Regions from separate parts of the Homo sapiens genome. Here region 1 is linked to region 2. Evidence: chromatin loops called from intact Hi-C (ENCODE). Cell type or tissue: GM12878. All regions are shown on one strand. Each heading gives the region's core, and the rest is flanking DNA. Links, peaks and the distances in the headings are about the cores only.

Region 1 (2,911 bases), core at 316-2,815, 58 kb before region 2:
TCAGCATGGTGGCACACGCCTGTAGTCCCAGCTACTCGGGAAGCTGAGGCAGGAGAATCGCTTGAACATGGGAGGTAGAGACTGCAGTAAGCCGGGATCGTGCCACTGCACTCCAGCCTGGGCAACAGAGTGAGACTCCGTCTCAAAAAATAAAAAGTAAAATAATAAAATAAAAAGTGGAAACGTGCAGTGTTTGTCCATGTCACTGCAAAAGACATGATTTCATTCTTTGATATGACTGCATAATATTCCATGGTGTGTATATACTATACTGTACTTTCTTTATATTAGCCAGTCCTCTGCTGACAGACACTTAGGTTGATTGCATATCTTTGCTGTTCTGAATACTACTGCAAAAAACCTAAAACAGCTGTGTGCGTGGATCAGGGCTCTGTGCCTGGAAGGCAGGGAAGGAGGTACTGAATGTGTGTGTGTGGGTCTAGCTGTGTGCATGGATCTGGGCTGTGTGCATGGATCAGGGCTGTGTGCATGGATGAAGGCAGGGAGGGAAATATTGAATGCATGTGCATGGATCAGGGCTGTGTGCATGGGTGAAGGCAGGGAGGGAGATATTGAATGCACATGCATGGAGCCAGCTGTGTGCGTGGATCAGGGCTGTGTGCATGGATGCAGGCAGGGAGGCAGCTGCAGAATGCATGTGTATGGAGCCAGCTGTGTGCATGGATCAGGGCTGTGTGCATGGGTGAAGGCAGGGAGGGAGATATTGAATGCATGTGCATGGATCCAGCTGTGTGCATGGATCAGGGCTCATGATAGCAAAGCAGAGAAAGAAGGGAGATGACGAGGGAGGGGTCCCTGGAAGAATCAGGCAGTGGCTATTTCCTGCAACAGCTCCCTTCTCCTCTCCTTCCCTGCTATGCCTCTCATTTTTCTAATTTGTTAATTCTGGATAATAATATCACATAAGAGTGTTGTGAACATTGCCGACAGAATATATGGGAAACCATTTTCTCCACTGTAAAGCTCTGTGTAATTATGTAATTATGAGCCATTCATTCCTCTCTCTGACTATATTGCTTGTGGCTCTATTTAGTACACTTGAAACTCTATCTTCTATTTTGTGTGTGTTTCATCTTTTTTTTTTCCTGCACTTGTGCCTCACCATCCACCCACTGCCCATGTCTATTGGAAGCTCCTGGGCAGCAGGGGTTATTTCTGAAATTCTCTTCCTTTGCCCCAAGAGCTGGCAAAATACGGGTGAGCATTTAATAAACATTCATTGGACTGAATGAAGTTGAAATGGTTTCTGTAGCTTGCAGCTCCAACACTCTCCAGGACTCAAGAGTGGCTTGATGCAGATTTTACCATAAATGGTGCTGCACCGTCTCCCCAGCGCCCCCCAGCCGGGCGTCTGGAACTTCAAAGATGCTCTTGTGTCTGTTAAAAGGGAACACACTGCGTTCTTGGATTTGGGTTCACATTTATACATCTTCTGTCCTCTTGCCAGTCTCTAAAGATTGTCATTTAAAAAAAAAAAAAAGCTGTAGATAAAACAGGATGTGTTATTTAAGCCACAGGGAGCATGATTTACAGGACCGTCTTGTGTATTCAGAAGACAACTTTCATTTCCCTGCACAAGGCGTCACCAAGCAAGCCCACTTCATCATTCCGAGAATGTGTGGAAGACAGCGTCTGTCAGCCACAGCTGCACAGCGGCAGATAATGAAATTCTGCCGCGAAGCCACAGTTCCTTGCTCTACACAGGAGGTCGGCCAGATAGGAAGTGTCTTAGTCTTCGTGGGCCACCTCTAGTCTCTTTGGCATATTTCTTTCTTTCTTTCTTTCTTTCTTTTTCTTAACAACACTTTAAGAGTATAAAACCATTCTTAGCTAGTAGCCTGTACAGAAACAGGTACAGGCTGAATTTTGCCCATGGTGTATAGTTTGCAGAGCTGCATAAGAAGCTAGAATGAGTGAGGTTCCCAGCGTGGTCTCTGAGACCAGCAGCCTCTGGGAGCTCGTTAGAAATGCAGATTCTTGGGTCGGGCACGATGGCTCATGCCTGTAATCTCAGCACTTTTGGAGGCTGACATGGGCGAATCATGAGGTCAGGAGTTCGAGACCAGCCTGGCCAACATGGTGAAATCCTGTCTCTACTAAAAATACAAAAAATTAGCTGGATGTAGTGGCAGGCACCTGTAATCCCAGCTACTCGGGAGGCTGAGGCAGGAGAATTGCTTGAACTTGGGAGGCGGAGGTTGCAGTGAGCCAAGATCATGCCACTGCACTCCAGCCCTGGCATCTCAAATAAATAAATAAATAATAAAAAATAAAAAAAAATGCTGATTCTTGGGCCTCCTAAGATCCACTGAGTTAGAAATACCAGGGGTGCAGTTGTTTTTACAAGCTCTCTGGCCCATTCTCTTGAGTGCTAAGCGTGAGGACCCCAGACCCCAGGACTGCAGGGGATTGAGCCCCAGCTTTGGGGCTGTGGACAAAAGAAGATAGTTCTCGGTAATTCCATATGAATGCTCTATATGAATCCTAAAGGAAGTTCTGTTGCTTTAGTTGTTGTTGTTTTCAAAACAAGTGGATACAAGTTCATTCAGGAATCCCCCAGCCTCACACAAGTGAACAAGAGTGATTTCGATTCAGAGGAAGACTTTTAGAAACAGAAGGGTGTAGTGTGAAGGTTGTCTAGTTTTTTTTTAGGAAAAGCTGGATTATACTGTAAATTGATAATAGAGGGGGCAGAGAGAGAGGAGGAGAAAGAGGAAGGGGAAGAGGAGGAAGGGAAGGGAGAGAGAGAAAAAGGAAGATGAGGAAAAGGAGAAAAAATAAAAGGAGGAAGACAGAGGGATAGAAAGAGAAAAAGGAGGAGAAGGAAGAAGGAGGAGAAGATGAAGGAGGAGGAAAAAGGGAGGAATAGAGAAAAGGAAAGAAGGGCAGA
Region 2 (2,911 bases), core at 89-2,588:
GTGTGGGCTATGCATTTATTGATGTATGTGCATATGTGTGCATGCATGTGTGCCTGCGTGTGCATGAGTGTGAAAAACTGAGTGCACCTGTGCACGTGTGCAGATGCCTCATGTATGTGTGAAAATCTGCACATATATGCAGTGTGTATGTGCATGGGTGTACATACCTATGTGTGAATCGATGTGTGCAATGCATGTATACGCACGTGTGTACATGCAGGTGTGAGTGTATCTGTACATGCATGTGTATGCCTGGGTTTCAGTGGAAGCAGGGCTGCAAAGAGGAGAAACACTTAGACCCTGACACACAAGAGTTCTCATTTCGGTAGATGAGCTGGCTGTGTATGCAAAGAGGAGAATAGAGGACAAAGACAGGATCAGCATCGTAGCGCTGATGACGACAGCTCTGGACTCCTCTTGATGAGGGCTGTGGCACACATCGAGGGGAGCACTGCTGAAAACAACATAGAATGTGATTTGGACCCAGCATGCAATCTACAAAGGCCGTGCTGCCGACACGGGGCAGGATTTTGGTTGACAGGTTGGTGTTGGAGTGGAAGACCTTCTCCAAAGAGGCTTTCTTGAAATCACAAAAGGAAGGGATCCATGAAGGAGAAGCAGTGCCGAGAGGAAGGGCAGAGACCACAGAGTGCACCCGTGCACGTGTGCAAATGCCTCATGTGTGCGTGAATGCATGTGTGCGTGTGTAAAATGCACATATGCTTTTAGCTGCATGCGTGCGTGTGCAGATGCGTGTGAAAACCTGTGCACACCTGCAATGTATATGTATATGTGTATGCACGAGTGTGAATAGCCGTGTGCATGCGTGAGTGTATGTGTATGTGGATGAGCGTGGGAACCCTGAAGGGAGCCTCTCTGCAGTTTCTGGGACACAGGTTGTAGTTAACCTAGGACAAAAAGTCAGTAGAGTCCTTTATGGGCTGCTGATGAATGAGGCCTGCTACCAGGAAGGAATGGTTTTTTTGTTTTTGTTTTTGTTTTTTTTTTCCGACAGAGTCTTGCTCTGTCTCCCAGGCTGGAGTGCAGTGGGCCGATCTCAGCTCACTACAACCTCCGCTTCCCGGGTTCAAGCGATTCTCCTGCCTCAGCCTCCCGAGTAGCTGGGACGACAGGCATCCGCCACCACGCCTGGCGATTTTTTTTTTTTTTTTTTTTTTTTAGTAGAGACGGGGTTTTACCATATTGGGCAGGCTGGTCTTGAACTCCTGACCTTGTGATCCGCCCGCCTCGGCCTCCCAAAGTGCTGGGATTACAGGCGTGAGCCACCGCACCCGGCCAGGAAGGATTGTTTTGCACGCCAGGGTTTCTCTTTAGCTTATGATTTCTTCCACCAAATCTGTCCCAACCCTGCTGTGTCTGTCCCTACCAGCGGCTGCAGTGTGAGTGAATCCAGGCATGACTGCATGAACACCCAGCTTCCTGTTTGGTCACTTAGTAACCACTAGATGACGTTTACTGAGCTCTTAGCAGGCACATTCTAATCCCCGTAATTTTGTTTACTCGGTTGGAGGAGAAACATTGTCTCTTCTCCACTTTCCCAGCTGTAATGCAAACCTTAGCATACAAGAAACAGGCCGGGCGCGGTGGCTCACGCTTGTAATCCCAGCACTTTGGGAGGCCGAGGCGGGCGGATCACGAGGTCAGGAGATCGAGACCACGGTGAAACCCCGTCTCTACTAAAAATACAAAAAAAAAAAAAACAAAAAAAAAAAACCCGGCGCGGTTGGGGGCACCTGTGGTCCCAGCTACTCGGAGAGGCTGAGGCAGGAGAATGGTGTGAACCCGGGAGGCGGAGCTTGCAGTGAGCCGAGATTGCACCACTGCACTGCAGCCTGGGCGACAGAGCAAGACTCTGTCTCAATAAAAAAAAAATAAAAAAGAAACAGAAGGAGGCACGCTAAAAACTAAAAGTAGGAGGTTAAGGGAAGGGAGGAAAGAGAAAAACCAAAGGATGGGGGTGGGTTCAAACCACATTTTATGCCGCTGGATCGTGTTGTAATATTTCTACATGCTTGGGAATTACAGGCATGCATGGAATAGTATGCAACTGTGAAAAAGGAATGAGATCATGTCTTTTACAGGAATATGGATGGAGCTCGAGGCCATCACCCTTAGCAAACTAATGCAGTAACAGAAAATCAAATACTGCACTTTGTCACTTATAAGTGGGAGCTAGGCCGGGCGCGGTCACTCAGGCCTGTAATCCCAGCATTTTGGGAGGCCGAGGCAGGTGGATCACGAGGTCAGGAGTTTGAGAGCAGCTTGGCCAACATGGTGAAACCCTATCTCTACTAAAAATACAAAAATTAGCCGGGCGTGGTGGCAGGCACCTGTAATCCCAGCTACTGGGGAGGCTGAGGCAGAAGAATCATTTGAACCCGGGAGGCGGACGTTGCAGTGAGCCAAGATCACGCCATTGCACTCCAGCCTGGGCGACAGGGTGACACTCCGTCTCAAAAAAATAAAAAAATAAATAAGTGGGAGCTAAATGAGGAGAACTCATGAACACAAAGAAGGGAGCAAGAGACACCTCTACTTGAGGGTGGAGGGTGGGAGGAGGGAGAGGGGCAGAAAAGATAACTATTGGTACTGGGCTTAATACCTGGGTGATGGAATCATCTGTACAACAAACTGCGGTGACACAAATTGACCTACAACAAACCTGCACGTGTACCCCCAAACCTAAGATAAAAGTTTAAGGGAAAGAATGAAGCAAGCTAAACTTTAGACAACAATAACAGCAACAAGAAAAAGAAGTGACAGGTGTAATTACTTTCATTACTGCCTCAGCCACTTGTGGAAGCATTTTTCCGGTGTTGTGGTATTGTTACATTTTATGGACAACGTTTTTGTGACGATGGACAAACCTGAGCCCCAACACTTGAAAACA

Evidence for each region. Hi-C counts contacts between places; a loop is a spot of excess contacts. Peaks named below come from ENCODE experiments on the same cell type or tissue, not always from the same donor. Only the 100,000 strongest peaks of a DNase experiment are listed, where the experiment ranks them.
Region 1: a loop joins it to region 2, with 5 times the contacts of the local background. A loop is called at or near these places in 1 of 110 quality-filtered maps.

Annotation. Positions count from the first base shown.
Region 1 is chrX:2,231,962-2,234,872 of GRCh38, reverse strand. The region is part of intron 6 of DHRSX (dehydrogenase/reductase X-linked); the gene reads left to right. Among named protein-coding and RNA genes, the nearest start is that of DHRSX, 270 kb to the left of the region's middle. In GM12878, for the core only: a CTCF peak has its summit at 1,385; a DNase peak (open chromatin) is centred at 1,612; H3K27ac peaks cover 975 bases.
Region 2 is chrX:2,173,398-2,176,308 of GRCh38, reverse strand. No RefSeq gene overlaps it. Among named protein-coding and RNA genes, the nearest start is that of DHRSX, 330 kb to the left of the region's middle. In GM12878, for the core only: no CTCF peak of the experiment used is centred there; a DNase peak (open chromatin) is centred at 1,448; H3K27ac peaks cover 599 bases.